3 separate regions of the Mus musculus genome follow, and regions 2 and 3 are each linked to region 1. Evidence: chromatin loops called from intact Hi-C (ENCODE). Cell type or tissue: heart. All regions are shown on one strand.

The links. Peaks named below come from ENCODE experiments on the same cell type or tissue, not always from the same donor. Only the 100,000 strongest peaks of a DNase experiment are listed, where the experiment ranks them.
Region 2: it touches region 1 in a loop (2.1-fold over the local background); 9 of 42 quality-filtered maps call a loop at or near these places.
Region 3: a loop joins it to region 1, with 2.2 times the contacts of the local background. A loop is called at or near these places in 2 of 42 quality-filtered maps.

Annotation. Positions count from the first base shown.
Region 1 is chr10:111,161,195-111,169,194 of GRCm38, reverse strand. It overlaps Osbpl8 (oxysterol binding protein-like 8), which reads right to left and starts at 4,393. Exons shown (of 24, transcript NM_175489.3): 1 at 3,999-4,393. In heart, a CTCF peak has its summit at 4,371; DNase peaks (open chromatin) are centred at 724, 3,644, 3,754 and 4,524; H3K4me3 peaks cover 3,547 bases; H3K27ac peaks cover 3,937 bases.
Region 2 is chr10:111,105,054-111,113,053 of GRCm38, reverse strand. No RefSeq gene overlaps it. Among named protein-coding and RNA genes, the nearest start is that of Gm29916, 26 kb to the right of the region's middle. In heart, CTCF peaks have their summits at 4,090 (motif pointing right) and 5,497 (motif pointing left); no DNase peak of the experiment used is centred here; H3K27ac peaks cover 1,021 bases.
Region 3 is chr10:111,006,472-111,014,471 of GRCm38, reverse strand. It overlaps Zdhhc17 (zinc finger, DHHC domain containing 17), which reads left to right and starts at 4,406. Exons shown (of 17, transcript NM_172554.2): 1 at 4,406-4,534. The coding sequence starts at 4,442. In heart, a CTCF peak has its summit at 4,786; DNase peaks (open chromatin) are centred at 3,571, 4,441 and 4,681; H3K4me3 peaks cover 3,025 bases; H3K27ac peaks cover 2,322 bases.

The DNA of each region.
Region 1 (8,000 bases):
AGTAACCTGCTGAAGGGCCCATTACTTGTTTAAGATATACTCAAACTTCCCTCTGTAACTATAATATTGCCATTCCGAAAAACTGAAGAACTCTGTATTTTCACTTTGTGTTTTGTTTGGTTTTTCAAGACAGAGTTTCTCTATGTAGCCCTGGCTATCCAGGAACCCTGTAGCCGAGGCTGGCCTTGAACTCAGGCTTGCCTCTGCCTTGGATTAAAAGCATGTGCCTCTGAGGTGACTGCATAAGCACTGGGATGGGAGAAGAAAAGTTCTTGCTAATGTAACACAAGATAAAAACAACTGTGCTTATTTGTGACGCTGTTTAATGTTTGTTTTGCTGACTGAAACATGGTTGTTTTGTTTAAGCTACATCCATTCCCAACACGATTTTTAGCTTCCTTTTTTCTTGTCTTCTTTTTGTTTTTGCCATGAACTCAGAGATTCACCTGCCTTTGCCTCCAAGTGCTGGGTGGGGTTGGTTAACTTACAGCTCTCCACTGTAAGCTGCCTCCAGGCAGCTCTCCACTGTAAGTTACTCAGGCTGCCCTCTCTCTTAGTTTGCATTTATTCATTAATTTATAGGGGATGGGTCACAGAGGCTGTGTATGGTGATCAGAGGACAACTTAAAAGAGCTGCTAGTCTCCTCCTACCACGGATCAAACTCAAAACACCAGGTCATGAGGCTGGCAAAGCCATCCTGTCAGCAAGTTCAGGCTGATCTTGAAGTCACTCTACAGATCAAGTTGGCTTTGACCTTGTGATCACCTTATCTCAGACTCCCAAATAGCTGAGTTACAGGCCTGTATCACCAGGTCCAATTTTGGTTCACTCTGTCTTCTACGCTCTGAATATACCAATGCACAACCTCCGCCAAAGCCTACCATAAAAATCCCTTTCTCCAAGGAAGTGCCCAGATTAAAGGGCTTCTTCCCTTCATCATCTCACTACTTGTATCTACTCTGAGTGGCACTACCACATACTCCTCTTGTTCTCCAGTCACATGGGTGGAACTACAGGTTTGTTTTTTTGGGTTTTGTTGCTGTTGTTGTTGTTGTCTTCATACAGTAATTGATGAACAATATGGATGGTTGCTATACTGGGAGAGTTTTCACTGACTGGTAAACAAAACGCATTATTGCTTTTGTGGCAAGTACACATCACCTAGGACTACACAGGTAAACTTAGAAGGATGGAGTTCCAGGTTAAGGACTTCTTCCCTATAATTGTGTCTTCTAGAGTCTATCTGATTGCATGCTTTTGTGAGAGTGTGCAGTAAAGGTAAAAGCCTAAAACCTGTTAGCACATACCGCCAGGAAATCTTCCAGTAGCTCTCTTATTTTCCTAGGGTCCCACACCCAGGGAACCTACTTCAACCACAATGCTGCAGTTAAGAACTTCTATCTCCTTTCCATCAGCCACCTACATTCAACTGTTCTCCGAGGTTTCCGGATTCCCCCCCTCCCCCGCCCCCCTTTGGATGTTTGTTGGTTGGTTGGTTGGTTGGGTTTTTGGGGGGGTGTTTTTGTTTGTTTGTTTTTTTTTTGGTTTTTGGTTTTGTTACAGGATCTCAAGGTTAGCTATAAACTCAAGGTAACCCTCCTTTCCCTATCTCCCAAGAGCAGGATCACCAGCAAATGCCACACCCAGCGTCTCAGAAGCTCTAGGCTGTACTTATGGCTCATTTACAGATCATATTTATAAGAATAAGGTATGATCTTATCTCATTCTTTTGATTGCCTGACAACCCAAGATTATTGTTATTCATTGTTGGTTTTTGTTTTGTTTTGTTTTGTTTGACTGTCTGGCATGCAAAGATTACTGTTATTCATGTTTACAACTTTGGATATAAGAATATCAAAACATGACACTTATTGCCATAATGTAAATGTTTTCAAGAATAATATTACAAAACATCTAAATATCAATTCCTTGTCTAGGTTATCGATCGTTGATGGATTAGTAATTACCCAAACCAGATTGAAATATACTAAGACCACTCAATGTTTAGCTAAAACTTGCAATTTGTCCTTTAAAAACAAACATCTTTGTGTAATGGCACATTATGTAAGTCATAATTGTACCACTATTTCCAAAGTAAGATGAAAGAAAACATCTTTTCAAAGGATTGCATGGGTATCTCCAAAGCATATTTTTAACTCTCAATTCCAAAGTGAATTCAGAAGCAAAAACCATTTTACCAAATATCTAAATCTTATGAATGTGTTAAGAAACATTTCTTAGCTCCAAAAATGTAACAAAAGCTAGGCACAGTGGAATACATGTGGAAGTCGGGAGGCTGAGGCAGGAGGATTTTGCCATGCCGGAGCTACATAATGAATACCATGGCCAGCTAGGCAACACAGCAAAACCCTATCTCAGAAAAGAAAAGCAACACATAAAAATGACAATTCTAAATGAACAGACAGACCATTTGCACAGACCACACATTCAGTAATGAGCACAACTCAATGCAAGGAGCAAACCATGTCCAGGTTTAATTAAACAGCATTTCTAGGCACCTCTGTGATCTCTGGGGCTCAAACTGTTCACATGGAATTTGACCGCAACAACGTAATCTCCATAATTAAAGAGCTTTAGGAAGGTCTTAAATTTCATCTATCCCCTTTGCTAACACTTTGAACAAGCACACTGCAGTCATTCTTGCTACCAAAAGACAGAGTACATACTTGCTACCCAAAAGAAAGAGCAACATGTTAGAAATTAGTTGGTCTTTTAATAGAGTGCATTTTAAATTGCATGGCCTTTCCCTTCCTTTTATAAAACCTGTTTTTATAAAACCAGCATTTTAATAATCTCACTGCAAAACAGGTTCTAGCAAGCACAGCAACTGATCCCAGTCTCTCGGCATGATCAAATTTAGATGAAACCCCAGGGGAAGAGAGAGCGTAACAAGCAATTTACCTATACCTCAATTGTTCTCTGGAATTCTTCAAGAGGCAAAAACTATTTTAAATGGTTATCTTGAAAGACCTTTAATTGCACTAATTTGGGGCTGCACTAATTTGAGGTTGTTTACAGTGAAATTACTTTGAAGAATTCCCTGCTAACCCAAGGTATTCTAATACTACTGTTACTTAAGTCTTCCAGCAGCAAAAAGGCACAAACTTCATTAAGTTATTGAAAGCAGATATGCTATCGTCAGATAAGTGTTCCCATCTGTTTAGAGACGAACCCAAGTTAACTTATTTCAGACGGCATTTAGTTAAAATGAAATTAGGTTATGTTTCACGACGCAGATGTCGCTCACAAAGAAGTGTTAAATGACTTTAGTGAATGGAAAATCTGCATCTACTGTTGCTTCGCATCAGCCGGTCTTGAGTGGGTTGCTCAATGAAGCAAAAGCATGCTCCATATGAAACTCCCTGGAACCTGATTACACTCTCCACAGCTTAGCCGCAAACAAAACGTAAAAAAAAAAAAAAAAAAAGTGCAACGAAGACACCGCCTTTTCTCCAGTGTGGCAAGAAGGCCAACGGAGCTGAGGTTTAAGGAACACCGCGACAGTCTCTGCAAAGGCGGGTGCGGTCCGCCTGCGAGCGGCACAACCTCTTCAGGGGCTGTCACAGGAAAACCCCAAGCCTTGCCTTAACCGCCCGGGGCGACAAAGCGCCAGGTTTTCACCCCCTGCGCGGGGGGCTTCCGGCGAGCCCCGGCGTCGCCCTGTCAAACTTCGGGAGGGGCAGACACACTCGGGACCCGGAACGCCGCCGAGCCGCCCCCGCCCCCATCCCAGGTCCCCACTGGGCTTTGTACCGCTGCAGACGCACCTACCGCGGGCCCCAAAAAACACGCCACCCCCGCCAGCCCTGCCAATCTCCCTCTCAGAAGGGACAAAGGAGAGGCAGGAGGGGAACTCGCGGCGCGGGGTACCCACGAGTGCCCACAGCCCGAGCTCAGAACGTAGGACTGAGGGACTACAGTCACCCCAAAAGGCACGACTCCGCTGCTCCCCAACACCGGGCTGAGCGCCACTCACCGATGCGGAGCCCCAGAGGAGGCGGCCCGCAGGGAGCAGGCTTCCGTGGGATCACAGGGACGCCGGAGTCCGGGGCCTTAGTGTCCGGTGGGACCCCCCCTCCTCAACTTCTCTCGGCTGCGGTCGCCCGCGGGAACTGAGAGCCAGCCCGGACGGAGAGCACAGGCGAGCCGCGGCGGGGGCTCGGCCCGGAGCGGCGAGCGAACTCGGGCTCCTCCGCCCGCGGGCCAGGGCGGAACCTCTTCCTTCTCTACCGCTACCGCTCTCGGCGGTGGCCGAGTCGAACGCCGCTGCCGCCCCGGCTGCCGCTGCCGCTGCCGCTGCCGCTACCACCGCCGCCCAGCTGGGAGCGCGTCGCAGCAGAATGCTGTCATCCGCCCTGACACCGCCTTTCTGGGCGCCGCGAGCCGCCACCAGCCTTCACATCCCAAGGCCCGCCCCTCTCGCAGCCCCGCCCCCAGCCCGGGCCTGGGCCACGCCCCCTTCCCGTCACGTGACGCCGCAAGGAGGCGGTCCCCGGGTAGCTTCTGCTGGGCGGGCGCGCAGAGGCAGCTGCTGGCAGCTCGTGGTGATGGCGAGCTGTCATGTCACCTCCCCTCCGCTCCCCTCCCCGCCCTCGAGGTTCCCTCTCAGGAAGCCCTGGGGTGGAGGGCCGGCTACCCGCAGGTCTCTGAAGTGCTCGCTGGGCAGGACCCGCCTCCCGACCTCTGGCCGGGCCCACAGAGGAGGCTGCCAGGAGAAATTGGGGCTTGAGAAGCAGCCAGGAGTCCCTGCTGCCTAAGTTCCAATGACACGTTCACTGTGGTGTCTCATTAGCTGTTGGCCTCACAGGAGGTTTGAGATGTAGACTTCAGTCACGCTGGGATGAAAATAGCCTAGCAGGCTTTCTTGTTATTGTTCCTAGTCATGTTCAGAATCCTGGGTGCCAGCTTTTACAGTCATGAAGTTTTACAGTGAGGTTGGTGACGGTTTTAGCGACGTGGCAAGTTGATAGTACCTCTCAATTTGAACAGAAAGCCTAATTTAACTCTTCGGATTTTGTTGTTGTTGTTGTTGTTTTGTACCTCAACTCTTGGCTTTTTTTGTTTTTTGTTTTTTTAACCATGACCCCAGAAATCCCTCCCCATCCTGTGGAGAGGAAAGGGGCAGAACTCATCACTGGAAGAAAGCCAGTTACAATACAGAAGAAGAGAAAAGCGACCTAACAGTGCAGAAGGAGGAATGAGCTGCCTCTAACAAGGCCATTCTCTACGATAAAAATTCAATTCCTTATTCCTTTATCCTTCTACTCTGGAACCAAGAATTTTTTTTTTAACTTTACACAATTTCCATTACATTTCTTGACAGGAAATCAGATGACATTCTGATCGTTTGGATACTTAAGTAGGCCATAGGATTCTGCCTGTTACTGATGTATTTCATAGCAGCTCTAAAAAATTTGCAGACGTGGCCATTTTGTTGCCCAAAGAAAGAGCAATTTACTGCTCAGTTAAATAATGCCAGGCCGCTGATCTTTAAAACACATCTTGATGCAGCTATGTTAACATTTGAAAAACAATTAGATTTTGTCATGAAGGACTGTTCCAATGAGGGAAAGATTCTGCCACATTCTTCTGTTAAGAAACCTAAGAAATTATATTTGTATTTTACATAAACATAAGGGAAGTTTATTGTTTTCTTGTTTTGTTTGTTTTTCTTGCTTGATTGTTTTGTTTTGTTTTGTTTTTCAAAGAGACAGGGTTTCTCTGTGTAACCCTAGATGTCCTGGAACTCCTTCTGTAGGCTATGCTGGTCTCAAACTCACAGAGAGCTGCCTGGCTCTCTCCTTTCTGAGTGCTGAGGCAGTGCAAGGCAGGAAACATTGTTATGTGATGGCGGTAACGTTCCAGTTTATCAGCAGATTGAAATGTCACTTATCTGAAGCAATGCTGTTTTTTTCAGACTAACAAAAGCCAATGTCATTTTTTAATGAATTGGGTTTTAATGAGATATAATCTAAAAGATAAGAATGCATAATATCTAAACCAAGCAATAATCAGTTCGTGGGAGGCTGGAGAGATGAGGCAGTCAAGAGTACCTGTTCTTGCAGGTCCTGGTTTCTATTCCCAGCACCCATGTGCTGGCTGGTGGGTCCAGGAAATCCCACCTCTTCTGACCCCCTCAGGCACAGGGCATGCACATGCAAGCAAAACACCCGTACACATAAAATAAATCTTTTTTAAAAGTTACCTTGTGAGTAGCTGGCCATAACAGCCCATCTCTGTAGAGTTTAAGACCAGACTGTTCTTTCTACATAGCAAGTTCAGGACTACATAGACTCCTAGAGAGACCCTGTATTTAAAAACAAATAATCAGGGTAAAAGTATGTCCCTTGTTGTTATTTAAATTGTATTTCTTACTGTGACCTGCAGTTAAATATATTTAAACAATTTTCCTAGAATATTAGATAACAAGAAAAATATACCTTCTTGGCTGTTTGGCTGTTTCCTTTGCTTTCACCCTGAGAATTGAAATTGAAGATTGCAACAAAGGAGGCGGCAAATTGCTTTGCCTAATTCCCTTCTGCCTCAGCCCCAATTTCTTCAATTGGCCTTTGAAAATCTGGCCATTTCTGCAGTGTAAAAGAGGGTATGAGCAATAAAGAGACCTACATTAGAGACGTAGCTAATTAGATATGTATCTAGATAAATTACTGTACCGCCAGTTCTGATAAGAGTCGGGCTTTTGACTACAAACTCATTAAGGAGTGGTAGCTTCCCCACCCCACCCCACCCCACCCCACCCCCATCCGTATACTAAGGATTACACAGATTCCTGACAGACTAGTTGTAGCTTTTTAGTTTCACTTAAAAAGAGAAAAAAGAAAAGAAAGTGAGGTGAACTAGGAGGGTCTCAAGAGTTTAAGTCACATAGTGACTAGGCTAAAGACCTGAGTTTGATCACTGGGACCTACTAGGGGGGAGTCTACGCCCATAAGTTGTTTTACACCAACACACACACACACACACACACACACATGCATATACACATAAAATAAATGTGGGTTTTTAATTTTTTAAGGCTAGAGATGTGAATTAATGGTTAAGAGCACCTACTGCTCTTCGAGAGAACCAGAACTCAGCACCCATACTGGGTAGCTCACAACCTCCTGCAACTCTAACCCCCAGAGATCCTATACCCACGACTGGACTCCACGGTTACCTGTACTCACAAACACATAAGTGAAAATAAAATCTTTTTTTTCAAATTGAATGCAAGTAATTGAAAGTAAAGAAGCTGTTGGAAAGCAAATGTAAGTACCTCTTTCAAGCACTTCCATATCTCAATGCTAAAATTTGTCATGAATAATTAGTGATTCTGACATATATCACAGCTGACTAGAATAAATATCATAACCACAATCAAAACAATGCACAGACTTGTAATCTTAGCTACTGAGGAGGCTGAGGCAGGTGGATTGGAACTTCAAATCCAGCCCCATCTAGGGTATCATAGTTTTTGTCAGCCTGACACAAATCTAGACATACCTAAGAGAGTCTCAATTAAGGAATTGCTCCGGTCAAATTGGCCAATGGACTATGGGGCATTTTCGAGATTGCTAACTGACACAGGAGGGCCCAGCCCATTGCAGGAGGTGCTATACAGATGGTCCTGGGTTGTGTAAGAAAGTAGCCGAATTCGAGCCTGAAGGAGAAGCTAGTGTGCAGAGAAGTTATTGGCTCTGCTTCAGTTCCTGCCTTGACTTCCTGCCTTAGTCCGTGTGACAGACTGTGCACAGTAAGCCAAATGAATTCTTTCACCGCCCCCCCCCCCAAGTTGGTTTTTTGGTTTGGCTTTGATTTTGGTCAGAGTTTTATTATCACAGCAACAGAGAGCAAATAAGAACAGAAATTGGTACCAGGAACGTGACGTATTGCTGTAATTAACCTGACCATGTTGTTTTTAGGAAGATTGTATAAGGATTTTGGAACATTGGGCTAAAAAACCACTGGTGAGCGTTCA
Region 2 (8,000 bases), 56 kb after region 1:
CTCAGGAAGATGAGGCGGAAGGATCAGACTGTCACACCCAGCTTCATAGTGATTTGTGACAATCCAAGACTACATGGGACCTAGCATGTGTGTGTGCGTATGTAAATGTATGTACATGTACACACACACACACTAATCACATCCTGACAGTCTTTCACCCATCACGAATTATTTCCCCAAGTCTCTTCCCCAAATACCATCAAATTGGAGATTACAACTTTACTGTGTGAGTTTGTTGGCAAAGAAATATCCAGTTTATGCATTGTTTATCAGAAGGTAATAAAGAGAATACGCTTTTCTAACTACCTTCATACAATTTCCTATTAAAAAAAAAAAATCTGCCGGGCGTGGTGGCACAGGCCTTTAATCCCAGAACTCGGGAGGTAGAGGCAGGCGGATTTCTGAGTTCGAGGCCAGCCTGGTCTACAGAGTGAGTTCCAGGACAGCCAGGGCTACACAGAGAAACCCTGTCTCAGGAAAAAAAAAAAAAAAGAATCCACCAGAGAAGCCCAGTGCACTCTCATAAGCCCAGCACACGGGAGTGTGTCAGGAAGATCAGAAGTTCAAGGCCAGCCTCAGTTACGTGGCATGCTTGAGTCTAATCTGGCTGCATGAGATCCCATCTCCCAAAACAATCGAGTAAACAAAACAAAACAAGGACCCAAGATGGTATGTGGGTAACCCAGGATGCCTGGAATAAAATTTAAATGGACCTGTATTAGATATAATACCTATATGTCATACTTAATATCTACACTGTAGTTGTTCATTCAACAAATGTTTATCAGGGTTCCTTAGAGTCACAGAATTTATGGAATGTATTTATATAGTAAGAGAAATTATTGGGATGACTTACAGTCTGCAGTCCAACTAAGCCAACCATGGGCAGCTGTGAATGGGAAGACCAAGAATCTAGTAACTAACTGCTCAATCCCATGAGCAGTTTCACCTGGTCTCCTCTATACGTTGGAATCCTGAAGAAATAGGTTCCAACAGATGTGCTGGCAAGTATGTGCAAGCAGGCAAACAAGAATAAACACTTCCTTTTTCCACCTACTAATGTAGGCCTCCAGCAAAAGGGATGGCCCAGATTAACGGTGTGTACCACCACACCTGGACATTTTCTTTACTTGGAACTTGCTCTGTCCCAGAACGGTCTTGAACTCAGAGATCTTTTTGCCTCTGTCTCTGGGATTAAAGGCCAGTACCTCCTTTTCCTGGGCCTAAATTTTTCATGGCTACTATGTCTCAAGATCTGGATCGAAAGCCTGTGTCTTCCAGCCTCAAGATCTCAAACACGGGTGTGCCCTCCGTTTCTGGATTGTAATTCATTCCAGATGTAGTCAAGTTGACAACCAGGAATAGCCATCACACTTGGTAACTTTTTTTTTTTCTTTTTTTCTTTTAGATAGCTCACATTGTCCAAGCTAGCCTTGAGCTACCTATGCAAATAACAATGACCTCAAATTTGTTATCCTTTGTCTCCTCCTCCAGAATGCTGGGATTACAGGTGTGCCAGCCACCGTGCCTAGCAGCTTATACAGTGGCAGGGGTCACACCAGGGTTTCATGTATGTTAGGCTAGCACTGTATCAGCCGGACAACCATTTCCCAGCATCTCTTACTGGCCTGGAACTCACCGTGTAGACCAGCCTGGCCTCGAATCTGTGGCTCCCAAGACTTGGGATTACAGGTGTGAGCCACCATCCTATGTCCAATATTGTCTGTCTCCTTTGCCTCCGAGTCCCATTTCTGACAGCACAACACTCTCCCTTCGTTCCATTTGCACAATTATAGAACATTATCACCCTGGCCAGCGAAGGCAATAAAGGGACCTTTTAGAGTCAGCACTGAAACCGCTCTCTCTATCACACACCTCAGCAGACATGAAACAGACCCCGTCATTCCCGTTTTAGAAAGAGAACAGCTGCATTTTCTTTGGCCAGAGAGCTTATGGAACCCATGAGGTCTGAAAAGCCTGTTTCCGAAAATGGCCCACTGGAGGACGGAATACAAAGACCTAATTCAATAGCTGGTGGCTTGGTGCTTTTCCTTTTGTGTTAATAAAAGATCTGGATTTTTGAAACATGAATTATCTCCGGTTTATAGCTTAGGTCCCTTTGAGGAGATAAAGCCAGACACCAGGATGCGCTGATCACACTGCCCTCAAGAGCATCAGAGAGGCGCTCTCTGAGTGGCCAGACACATACAGGGAGAATTTCCGCAGACCAGCTGTGTCTCAGGGTACACGGCTCTCCAAAATGTACATACAGAATTTTCAGAGTTTTGGACCTACTTTGGGCAATATAATATAACCAGAGGTATAATCGCACCGCTGAGCAGATATTCACCATCACCAGAGATACAAACGCAGTATTGCTAACACGCTTCTACAACCTCACAAGTATGAGACATCGTGTGTTTGTGTGTGTGTGTGTGTGTGTGTGTGCGCGCGCGCGCGCACATGTCACAGTGCATGCGTGAAGGTCAGAAGTCACCTGAGTGTCACTTCTCTCCTTCCATCAATGGATGTTAGGGATCAAACTCAGGCTACGAAGCTTGGTAGAAAGGTCCTTCCCTTACTGAGCCATCCTGCTAGCCTGACATCTTGCTTTTATGAAATAGTTCTAGTGACGAATGAAGGTGATTCTTTTCCTCTGGTATCCTCCCACTAAAAAACAAAAATACAGACCCCCCCCCCCAATTTTTTTTCTTAAGAGGGTCCTTTATTCTCCAAATTTGGAAATATGCCCTTAAATAAAATGAATTGAGCTTTCTAAATGCTTTTTAAAAAAGATTTATTTATTTATTTTTATGTATATGAGTATACTGTAGCTATACAGATGGTTGTGAGCTATCATGACGTTGCTGGGAATTGAACTCAGGACCTCTGCTCGCTCCAGCCCTGTTTGCTCTGGCCCCAAGATCTATTTATTATTAGATGTAAGTATACTGTTGCTGTCTTTAGACACACCAGAAGAGGGTGTCAGATCTCATTACAGATGGATGTCAGTCACCATGTGGTTGCTGGCATTTGAATTCAGGACCTTTGGAAGAACAGTCAGTGCTCTTAACCGCTGAGCTATTTTTCTAGTCCAGAGCTTTCTAAATTGTTGTTGTCTTTTTTTTTTTTTTAATTCAACTGGCAGATGCCAGAGAGAAAAGAAGCTGGGCATGGTGGCTCATGCCCTTAATCCTCGCGCTTGGGAACCAGAGGCAGGTGGATCTCTGTGAGTTTGAAGGCAGTCTAGTCTATGTAGTAAGTTCTAGACCAGTTGAGGCTACGTAGTGAGATTCTGTCTTAAAACAATAACCAACTGAAGGAAGTAGAGGAGTGTAGAGGTAAAGGAAGAAGAAGAGAAGGAGGGGGAGGGGAAGGGTAGAGAGAGGAGAGACTCAGGGAAGGCTCCCACGTATCACCAGCTGGCCTCAAACTCATTATGTAAGCAAAGATGACCTTAAAAATCTGATCATGCTGCCTCTACCTCCCCAGGGGTGCGTTTACCGGTATACACTGACATGGACTCTGTTTTAGGGCTGCTGGGTATTGAGCCCAAGGCTTCAAGCATGCTCAGCGAGCATTCTACCAACTGACCTACACCCCTACCCTGTGTTTATGTATTTATGTATTTAGTGTGTGCATGCATGGCTGAGAGTGTGGGCGCATGCGTGCCACGGTGCACACGGGGACTTGGTCAGAGGGCATGTTTGAGGAACTGTTTGTCGTCCCTTTTGTTTTGAGGCTGGTCTCTCCTGTTTCTGTTGCTGTGCTGTGTATTTCAGGATAGCCAGGGAGCTTGCGGGTGGTTCTTCGGACTCCACCTCCCACCTCCTGTCTTGTCCTAGAAGAGATGGGATTGCAGGTATATCGCATCCTGCCTTGCTCTTAAAGTGAGGTCCAGGGGTCAGGTTTTTGGGCGTGTGAGCCAGCACTTTTTACCCACGGAGCCATCTCCCTGACCCTTAAAAGCTGAATACGGTGACAATATGCTAATAACAAAGATACTGAGAAGATTCGGACGGCGTAATTTGGTACCAATGTTTCTGGCCCTTCAACAAAACATACATAGTTTTCTCCACGACTGTCCACTAGGTGGCAGACCTTCCGCGGCAGCCTCAATAATTAGCAAAAATTCCCTTTATTGGATGGTGCTGAACATCCTTGAAGATGCTTAAATAGACACACACAAAGAGAGGGGCGGGGGAGCATCATCCGCTTCCTTTTCTTCTTCGGCACTCATCTTTTTGTGGGGTCTCAAGGGCTCTGCCTTGCTGTTTCATTCATGGAGAGACTTTCGTTTTGGAAGGGGGTTGGGAGGTGGAGGTGGGGATAGCTTTTTAGCTTTTTTTGTTTTTGGTTTTTTTTTTTTTTTTTTTTTTTTTTTTTTTTTTTTTTTTTTTTTTTTTTTTGGTTTTTCGAGACAGGGTTTCTCTGTGTGTAGCCCTGGCTGTCCTGGCACTCACTTTGTAGACCAAGCTGGCCTCGAACTCAGAAATCCGCCTGCCTCTGCCTCCTGAGTGCTGGGATTAAAGGCGTGCGCCACCACGCCCGGCGCTTTTTAGCTTTTTGAGACAAGGGTTTTTGTTTGTTTGTTTTTGTTTTTGTTTTTTATAGCCCCAGCTGCCCTAGAACTTGCTTTGTAGACCAGGCTAGCCTCGAAAAACACACATCGGGTACATTTTATCCCCATTTAAAGACTTCAACTATCTCCCTTTCATCTAGAACAGTGGTTCTCAACCTATGGGTTGAAACCCTTTTGGGGGTCAAATGACCCTTTACAGGGGTCGTGTTTACATTATGATTTATAATGGTAGCAAAATTACAGTTATAAAGTAGCAACAAAAATAATTTCATGGTTGGAGGAACTGTATTAAAGGGTCATGACGTTAGGAAGGCTGAGAACCGCTGATGTAGCAGAAGATAGAGCATCTTTAAAGTGGTCTTCCCATCTGGGCAACCTCACTTCCTCTGACATTCCCCACCCTTACTGAGAGCTCCAGCTAGTCACGTGGGCATCAGTCCCTGAGACTCAGGGTCTAGCCCAGTAACCGAAAGGTATTCAAACCCTTTCTATTGATCGCAAAACCAGTTTCTAAAACTGAAAAACTCAATTTAAGAAATTTCTGATGGCCCCAAGAGATGTTTTTATTTAACTCAAGTAACAGTTTTATTTATGGTTACTAGACTTTAGAATGAGCAGAACAAGGCAAGGCGGGATACCATCCCGCTGTCTCCAGCTGCTCACCAATGAAGAAATTCTCAGCAGGAAATAAGTTGTGGGCTTAGTGAGCGTCCTCTGGTTCACAGCTGGTGTGCCATTTACCACCACCCTCCCTTGACACAAAATCTACCTCCTCTCTCAGGGACTTCCTACGCGCTTGTATCTTTGGTAGGAAGAGATGGCTCAGCAGTTGCACTTGCTACCGTTTCAAGACCCAACTTTGGTTTCTGGAACGCCTTATAGCAGCTCAGTTCCCAGAGATTGGATGCCCTCTTCTGGCCTCCTTGGGCACTGCATGAATGTGGCACATGAAATACACTAGGCATTCACACACACACACACACACCAAAATAAATAAGTATTTTTAAAAGACATTTTAAAAGGTGTAAAGATCCCTCAAGAGAGCCGAATGTGGTGGCACATGCTGATACTCCGAGCACTCAGTATGCTAAAGCAGGGAAGTCATGAGTTCGAGGCTACCCTGGGCTGGTGTTCTCCCATCCCCACTAATGTTTTTGTTTGTCTGTTGAGAATTTTATACAGTATATTTTGGTTATTTTTTTTCCTCTTGTTCACCTCTTCCCAGATTCTCCTTCCCCTCCCTACTCACCCAGCGTTCTCTCTTCAGTGCTCTCTGTCTCTGTATGTCTGTCTGTCTCTCTGTATCAGAGAGAGAGAAAAAAAAAGAGAAAGGAGAGAAAGAGAAAGATTGATTCTCTGTGTAGCCCTGGCTGTCCTAGAACTCACTCTCTAGACCAGCCTGACCTTGAACTCAGGGATCCACCTGCCCTGCCTCCTGAGTGCTGGGATTAAAGTCTTGCCAGCACCACCCAGCTCCATCTATTGGTTAATTCCAGGGTGTACCTTACTGACCACCTCAGATATCAGTCACACACATGAGGTGCACATGGTAAACAAAACACTCAAAGATATCAAATAATTCATCTAAAATCACATTGTGTGTGTGTGTGTGTGTGTGTGTGTAGCAATAAGGATTCCTATGCACTCCTGGGACCACAACCTCTGTGTGTCATAATAAATAGTTCCTTGGAGTTTTAGTCACTAGCTTGGCTGACTTTGCCATCACAACATTGTTTGAGGGTTGGTGCTGCAGGGGCGGGTGTGGGGGGGGGGCAGGGAGGAGAGAAATTCTCTACTTTCTCTGACCCGTGAAAACCCTCTTTGGACCTTGGACTAAACTAGAGAAGCTCTGTTGGAGTCTATTCTGTTGGCATTCACTGCGAAGTTCCAGACTCAGGGCCAGCCTGGTGTACATAGTAAGTCCCAGGCCAGCCAGGGCTACAAAGCTAGATTCTGTCTCCTTTAATCCCAGCACTCGGGAGGCAGGTGAATTTCTGAGTTCGAGGCCAGCCTGGTCTACAGAGTGAGCTCCAGGACAGCCAGGGCTACACAGAGAAACCCTGTCTTGAAAAAAACAAAAACAAAAACAAAAACAAAAACAAAAAGAAAAAAAAACCCAACCAATTGGAAATGTGTGATAGGTAGGGGGCTGGGCACGTAGCTCAGCTGGTAGAGCACTTGCTTAGCAATGCGTAAGGCCCTGGGTTGCACCCCAGCAGTATATAACCTGAGAGTGGAGACACAATCCCAGCACTTGGGAGGTGGCAGTCAGAGGACCAGGACTTCAAGGTCACCCACAAGCATACAGTGACTTTGAGGCCAGTCTGAGTTAGAAAACCCTGTCCTTTTTTTTTTTTTTTTTTAAAGAATTATTTGTTTGTTTTGTGTGTATGAGTACACTATAGCTGTCCTCAGCCACACCAGAAGAGGGCATCAGATCTCATTATAGATGGTTGTGAGCCACCATGTGGGTGCTGGGAATTGAACTCAGGTCCTCTAGAAGAGTAGTCAGTGCTCTTAACTGCTGAGCCAACCAGAAAACCCTATCTTTCAAACCAAACAGAACCCTGTAGTGTAGGGACTGGGGCTATGACTCAGTGGTGGAGAACTTGCCTAGTGTGAAAACACTTGCTTCGATTCTCAACGGTGTAAATAACGGTAATGATAAAATCACACTGCAGGACCAGCCCACCCTTGCCTAGAGGAGGATCTTCTGCTAACGTGCAGATAAAAGTGGCCGAAAAGACAGCTGTTCCAGCCTCCTCCAGCCCTGGGAGAAGGTTTTCTAACTCAGGCTGCTGTCAAATTCCCTATGTATTTGAGGGTGACCTCCAAGTCCTCATCCACCCCCTGCTATGCACACCTCCTCCCAGGACCAGAGTGCCGCCATGTCATGCTGTTCCTTGCCACAGAGAAGATGAGTGGCCCAGAAAGTGAAGCCCTGGCATGAGGGTCCCGACCCAGCTTGGTGTAAGACTTCCGGGTCAGGAGCACTATCTACTGCTTCTAGAAGCTTCTGAGAACATCCTAGGGCCCCAGAAGGTCGTTTTGAGCCTTGGACATTGGACAGTAAAAAACAACACCTGGTGAGAACTTGCAACTGATTAAGAAAGTCAGGGAAAGGTAGACTCTGAACTGGGGTCCATCTTGCATGACGGTCATGCGGTTGTTGGAACGTGCAGAATAGCCAAGGCAAGAGATGTAGAAATGTTTCCCTGTGAAATGGAGGGAGATCACTTTCCGCGCCTTGGCTTCATGTGGTGATAACTGAAAACAGATGACAGACAATCCCCACAGAACCTTCCGAAAGGTGTTCAGTATGCACACAGGAAGGAGATGCAACCCACACAGTCAGCTTTAAACTTTTCACTGCCTCTCATGAGGCCTCCACAGAACTCTTCACTCCCACTCCCACTCA
Region 3 (8,000 bases), 150 kb after region 1:
AACCCACTAAAAACTGTAAAAAAAAAATAACCAACCCACCAGACACAGAGACTGAAAAAAGGAACAGGTGTTTGCAAGGATTTGGAGAAATGAGAGCCCTTGTTTGTCAAGTTGATTACATCTGGAATTAGCAAAAGTCCAAGCAGCTGGGCACACGTAGGAAGGATTTTTTTTTTAATCATTTGATGTGGGAAGACCCTACTTTTAATCTGGATCTTTGGAGGTGGGAAGATCCACCTTTAATGTGGGTCACACCTTTCTGCGAGCAGCTTAGAAGACATGGAAGAAGGAAGCTTGCTCTCTTTGTCTGCTTGTCCTTGCTCTTGTTGGCAAGTCCATTCCTTCACTGGCATTACAGCCTACTTCTGTGGAATTCTGGTGCATATTGAAGACCAGCTGAAGCATCCAGCCTCGTAGACTGAACAACTAGTAGATTCTGGGAACTTCCATTGGGAGACAGTCATTGTTGGACCAGCTGGGCCACAGCCTGCAAGCCATTCTAACAAATGCCCTTTATGTGTGTGTTTGTTCTGTTTTCCATATTAACGGCACCATTTTGCATTTAAACCAACATGGTTCACAGTAGCCAAGATATGACGAGCATGTAAACAGATAATGCAAATATACCGATTGCTATCACATATGACATAGATGAACCTTGGGTTTACACTGTGTTAAGTCAAATAAGCCAGTCATAGAGCAGGAATGCTGCATGCTTCTGCTTATATGAGGCACATGGAGACAAACTGATAGAAGCACAGCGGGTTGTTGGCAGGAGCTGTTGTACATTGTGTATACATTGTATTAGCTGCCGGATGAGATCAAGGGATCCCTTGCACAACATTATACCTATAGCTAACAGTGCTGTGCTATGCAGTTAACAGTTCAGCTCTCATGTTAAATGCTCTTACTGTGATAAAAAAAAAAAAAAAAAAAAAAAAAAAAAAAAAAAAAAAAAAAAAAAAAAAACCAAACCACTGAATAGGGGGCTAGAGAGATGGTTCAATGGTTAAGAACATTTGCTGCTCCTGCAGAGGACTGGAGTCTGCCTCCTAGAACCAACATCCAGCAAACCATCTGTAATTCCAGCTCCAGGGACTCCAACGCCTCTGGCTCTTGTGGACAACTACACTTGCGTGCACATATCCACAGGCAGGCACACATACCTACATTTTTTTTTCAAATAACCTAATACACCAAATATTTCTTCACAGATAGTTATAACAGAAGAAATATGGATGGCGTTGAAGGAGCCAACCAGGAAGTTCAGGTGGATCCTGACGTGGTTCTGTTACAGCCTGGTTCTGTGCCTTTCAGTGGGTTTCTAAGTCCCCCATCATTTGCCTATTGTGAGATGGTAAAACTGGAGTAGTACTAGACAGTGGCTAATGTGTTTAGCTTGCACTGTCTCTCAGGTTCCCTCTGAAGCCATGTCTACACCACCACAGCCCGTGCCTTCCAGGGTTCCTCAGTCTAAATTCACTTCGCTGTTCTTTCCTTAACAAATCAATGGCTCTCTTTGAACTTTGTCCCTTTTATTTTTTATCTATGAATGCCATTCATGGGATCAGTACACTTACCTGCCGTACTGACAGTCTCTTGAAAACATTATCAGATTTAGGCTGTGTAGATAAGAACCCTGAGGCTCACAAGGCAGAGTCTGGATAAAGCCAACTGCTTCATTTTGGTCCGCACTAAACCTAGCTCAGTTTGACATGACATGCTTTCTCAAGACCCACTGCTCTGTTTCAGTCTTTTGTTCTGAGGCAGTCAGGCAACAAGGTCCAGGCTGGCTTGTAAACGCCACCTCTTGAGTGTGCCCCTGTTGATGAAAATGAAAATGGACACATTTGCTCTGGGAGTGCCAGTTGTTCCTTCAGTAATTATTTATTTCAGCTGTACTGCAATGAGGACAGAAGACATGGGTTTTTCATTCTCTGCATTGCTTCCCTTTCAGCCACTTTTAATAGTAATGCTTTCCTCTAGAAGCTGTAGGCTTCTCAGAAGCTACAAACACAAATGGCTCCAATAGTCAGTCAGATAAAGACAATGAGTAAGAAGTCTATGTCCAGTGGTGGCTGAGCAAGAAGGCTCAGGTGCCCCAGGTTTTCCAGATAGGCACCTAGACTTTCTTCCCTTCCTTCCTCCCTCCCTCTTTCTTTCTTTTTCTTTCTTTCTTTCTTTCTTTCTTTCTTTCTTTCTTTCTTTCTTTCTTTCTTTCTTCCTTCCTTCCTTTCTTTCTTTCCTTCCTTCCTTCCCTCTCTCTCTCTTTCCTTCCTTCTCTCTCTTTCTTTCCTTCCTTCTCTCTCTCTTTCTTTCTTTCTTCAGACGAGGAAGGATTAATTTCGGTCTATGGTTTTGGAGGTTTCAGTTATCTTTGTCTTCATTGATTCTTGGCCTGAGTGAAGCCAAGCATCGTGGTAGTGGGAGCATCATGGAAAAAGCAGGTTGACTCATAGTGGACAGAAAGAAGAAAGAGCCAACGACAAAACAAAACCAACAACAAAATCCCTACATTAAAAAAAAAAAAAGAAATATCTTGATTTACTTAATTTTGTTATCTAGTTAACCTACAGCTTTTTAAATTACCAAACCACCACGTGGGCTAAACAGTAGATTTTGCTGACTCAATTAATTTGGACCGTTCTTTCAAAGCCCTCTGTGAACCCAGGCTTCTCAGGTTGAACACCTCTTTTATGAAGATGTCCACCATACACCTGCACTCCATGGGCACTCATACAAATTATTTTGTTTTTGTTCCCCATACCTAGTTCTGTCGTTCATTTCATGTTGGTTTGAATGCCACACCCTCTCAACTGTTTCTTTACTCTTTTTTTTTCCCCTAGATTTGGGTAAATGCAAAAGCCTAAGGGTAAGGAGATCGAGCCTGTAATATTACAGGAAAAAAAAAAAAGAGTCTGTTCATGCTGACACGTGACTGAAGAAAATTTCGGTGCTGTGAACGAAAAACTAGGAATTCTGTTTAGAATTGCATGGTTTCTGGTTTCTGCCAGGACAAAAAAAGAAAGAAAGAAAAAAAAAAAAAGAAGAAAAGAAAATCGGTCCGTGCCGGAAGGAAAAGCCCTGCTGAGAGGATACACACAGAGACAGGCAGCGCCAAAGAGACCGCTTCTTTCCCCCCACCAGAAGCAGCTATAAAATAGCATATTCATCCTTTTTCTGAGTGATTACTGCCCGTTTACCGACGAATACTAGGTCTACTTTGCCGTTTTCATTTGTTACTGGGAGAGCACAGTATTGAACGGACCTAGCCTCGTGATCTCGTCCAATGCCTTGTTACTCCTGGTTTTTCCTCACCTCCTCAGAATCGATTATGTCCAATCCAGAACCGATCTCAGCTCTCCCCAGACCCTCCTCAGATTCTTTTGGCGGGAATATAAACCTTACAAAGGGGTTTCCTCTTCCATGCCCCATCCTTTTTTCCTCTGACGTGCCTTCCTCCCGATCTACCAGTAAATCTGGCTTTGTCCGACTGCAGGTTTTTTCCCCTCTGGTGATCTTTGGCTGATTTGGCTTTGACAGGGGACTGGTTAGTATCAGAATCTCTAATCAGATCGCTCTTTGCTAAATGTTCCCTGGCGCTGTAGAGATTTACAATCCCTAGTAGCCCAAACCAGAAACAAATCCTTTCTGCAATTGTTCCATCAGCCCCCTCCCAACCCCAATATCCTCTTAAAGCCGGCTTTAATCATTTTTATCTGGGTCACACTCTAGAGCTTTCATTTTAAAAAGGTTTCACTTTTGAATCCCCGGGTCCCTATTAAAATGCAGCAGATGGGAAAGTGTGGGGCTTTGACCTTGTCAAAAGCAAGGATTTTAAAAAAAAATGCCCTAGCTCAATCGCAAAGAGGGCATCACACAACAAAAGCTTTTTCAAGGAAGCCAATTTTTTTTTTTTTTTTTTTTGTCCTTGCTTCTCCCGGTGTCCCCGAGGCACAGGTGCGGAGGCGAGGAGAACGCATCCTTGCTCTCCCAGGGTCACACCCTAAGCCCTTCCAGCCCTTGGAAGGCTCGGGACCCTGCCCTGCGCGGCTCTGGATCTCCGTCTTGTGTCGCGCGCGGCCTTTCCCGGGTGGCCGGAGCCGAGGAGCAGCAGCAGCAGCAGCAGCAGCATCGGCCTCCGACCGGGACCCGCCCCCGGGCCGCGGCGCCCACGCCCAACGCGGTCCGCTGCCCCGGCGCAGTGCAGCAGAGAGCACACTCCAGCCCCGGGCCGGGTCGGGCCGGGCCGGCGCACGCGCATCGGGACCCGCGCCCTCCGCGGCGGGAGGGGCTGAGGGGGCGTCCCGGGGGCTCGGAGGGAAGAGGAGGTGGCGGCGGTGGCGGTGGCGCCGCGTCGCCCTCATCCGGGCTCGCGCTCGCCCTCGCGCTCGCCCTCCGCCTTGCCGAGCCCCGCGAGGCTGAAACGCTTTCTCCCAGCATGCAGCGGGAGGAGGGATTTAACACCAAGATGGCGGACGGCCCGGATGAGTACGAGACCGAAACGGGCTGCGTGCCCCTTCTCCACCCGGAGGTGAGGGACGGCGCCGAGCGCCTTCCCGGGACCCTGCGGTCCCGCGGCCTCGCTCCCTCAGCCTCGCCCGGGGCGGCGGCCGAGGCGTCCGGCGCGGTGACCTGTGGCGGGACCCCGGGGGAGGCTGAAGAAAGCGAGTCCAGGCCCGAGCGCGGCGGCGAGCGAGCGGATAACGGGGGAGGAGATAGCGGGGCGGGCCCGGCCGGGGCGGGCTCTGGGACGCCGTCCCTGGCGGTGCCTGGAGGACAGAGGTGGGGATGGCGATGGTCCTGTGGTGTCGCCGCGCTGCCTGCGGGTGCAGGGGCGACGGGGGCCTGCTGACACTTTGGAACCTCGGCCGGAGCCCCTGGTCTCGCTCCAAGCCTCCCCAGGCAGGGGAGGCAGCCGATCTGCTGTTTGGTTTTAACTCTCTCCTCGTCCCCTCTTTCTCGGTGGCGGATGACACGACCCTTCCCATCAGTTCACTCGTTCCCCGGGGATCGTAGTTTTCCTGGGCAAAGTGATGTCCTTCCAGATTATGCCATAGCAACCAGCTCGCCGCTGGGGACAGCGAATTTCGGGGTGTGTTTGCCCTTAGGCTATTAAAAAGAAAAGAAAAGAAAACAACAAAAAAACAAAAAGAGAGAGGGTCTGAACTTTGGCGAATAAACGCACGCACCCATTAGCTTGTCACAAAGTAGCGCTGTTTGGGGACTGTCAGGGAGGGTAGACAGCGCAACACGTTTCCCACCGTTTTTTCTTTTGTATCTCCTGGACGGGAACAGTTTTCTCTGCCGGAGCCGTCAGGTTCTGCCCGTTGTTTACCTCCCAGTTTGTAGCTGAGTTTGTGTTTAGTAAAGGCCTGGAAGCAATTCTTTGTGTATCCAGGTTTGTTGATTATTATTATTATTATTATTATTATTATTATTATTATCATCGGTGCACGGTGAGATGCGGGGAGGGCAGGAAAGTGTAGCGCAGCTTCCTGCAGAACTCAGGTCGTGTTTTGAGGTTGAGAATGGTGTCCAGATCCGTGGTGTTCGAATAAACGTGGTTACTTTGCATTCGATTGATTTTATTTCTTCCTGGCTTTTGTGTCTTGTTTTTTTTTTTTTAATTGTAAATACAAAGGACCACTTTCGTATTAATACCCTATTATCTCTTAACTTGATCATACACACACACACACACACACACACACACACACACACACATACACACACACACACAAACTGAGACAGTTTCTTAGAAATATATGCTGAGACAAGTCTCATTAGAAAAGACTGTTTTGGGTTTCTGACACAGCTATGCAGTAAGAAGAAACTTTCTGAAAAATTAAAGTGGCAATAAACTTAGAAAGATTTCTTTTGGTTTACACAAGGTCCTAAAATATGTCCAGAAAGTTTTCAGATGTTGTGTTGTATTTGGGGTTAAGGAATATTTCTGCTCATCGGTTCCTGTGGGTATATTTCAAGCACTTAAAAGTGTCTTATGTATTTTAATGTACTGTGGCACTCAGTGGATGTTTGGAGGTAGAGAGAGACGGATTAGGAGCTCAAAGCTATCTTTGAGAGTATAATGTGTTGGAAGCCAGCTTGTGGCTCAGTGAGACCAAACTATACACACACACACACACACACACACACACAAAAAAACAAAAACAAAAACAAAAACCTTTCCTCTTTGTAAAAATGTATGTTGTTTGTTACCCTAAACATAATTTTGCAGGGTGTGGTCATTCACACCCAGTACTTGGGAGTCAGGAATGTCTCTGAGTTTGAAGTCAGACTAATCCACATAGCAAGTTCCAGGCCAGCCAGGGCTGCATAGGGGCACTGTGTCTCAAAACAGTTGTTGTTTTTCTTAACCTACTAGTAAATCTAGAGATTGCTTGGTATATAGAGAGCTTGAACTTAAGGTGTCACCAGTCTGTTATTTAACAGATGGAATCTTACTAGAAAATCAACTTCCCTATTGCTCAGAGGTGAAATTGGTAAGATAGAGACTTCTTTTGCCAAGTAAGCACTAGGTCTAGTAAGTGTAAGTCTGGAACGTTGGGGACCGACTGAAATAGTCCTCATTTTCTGTGGTTAGTTAATTGCTCCTGCGGTAGACCTGATGCACTCCTTACAGTGTGCTAGGAGCAGAACGGGGCATGCTGTTTGTCTAGAGTGTGTGAAGTTGGGATGATGATGATGGTAATGATGCTGCTTAACTAATGGCCCATTAAGGAGATAATGGAGAGCCCAGGCTTTTGTGTCACACTGACTGGGTTACCTTTCTGTCACGGCTTCTGTTTTATTTATCTCCATCCCTTCCTGCTCTTCTTCTTTCTCTCCCAGGCGTGGTGCCTTGTAGCCTTCAACTCCCTCTGTATCTGAGAATGACCTTGAATTTCTAGTTCTCTTACCTTGGATCAGCTATGTGCCACAACACCCAGTTTACGCAGTGCTGGGGTTTGAACCCAGAGCTTTGTGCATACTAGGCAAGCCCCTGTTACCAGCACCTCATCCCTAGTCCTGGATTCTAATTTGGAATCCTCAATAATTAAATGATAGAAAGTAAAAACTTCTTAAAGCTTTTTTCCTATTTGTTCATCAGAAACTATCGATGTTTCCAGACTTTGTTTAACCGTACGGGAATATATGTCAAAATTCATCAATGAACACACTTTAGGGGCTCTGGTAAGGGCATCTTTCCACGCTTACTATCAGAAGAAGTGTTGCTTTCTTTTTGAGTAATTTAGAAATTTATATGTATTGAAGTTTTTTTTTTTTTTTGGCAGGGCGGGTGAGACAGGGTATCTCTGTGTAGTCCTAGCTGTCAGAGAACTCATTTTGTAGACCAGACTGGCCTTGAACTCACAAAGATCTGCCTGCCTCTGCCTCCCAAGTCCTGGAATTAAAGGAGTATACCACCACCACCACCCAATTTACGTGTTTTTTTAATTTATTGGATTTACATTTTGTAGAAAAGTTTCGTTTTACTTTTTTCTTTGGATTTAATACTGTCACAAAAAATATTTTCTAAGTATTTGTTAGACGGATAAATAATTTGTAGGATAAGAGAGTTTAGCTGCTAGCAAACATGCAAATACACCTGTAATAAACATGCCTGAGGAGATGAAACAAAAGCTAGGGAGAGCTACACAGCAAGACTGTGTCCCTCCAGGTTAGATAGGTGTCTAGATAGGTGGTTAGAATCAGATATTGCTAATTCATTGATTTGTGTGCAAACTGCCCATCACTAAACCCTTTTAAGACAGATATGCAGTTACTGGGCAATGAAACATTTTTAGAGGTATTTTTGGTAAGAAAAATCTTACTTTTTAAATGAAGTGCCATTTATTTAGTTAGTCATATAAATACTTGTTTTTTGGATTTGGACCAGGTGTGGTACTAAATTCAGAACTCTGTGTGTGTGTGTGTGTGTGTGTGTGTGTGTGTGTGTGTGTAAGGTCAAGGAGAAGCACTATTCTTTTTAAATG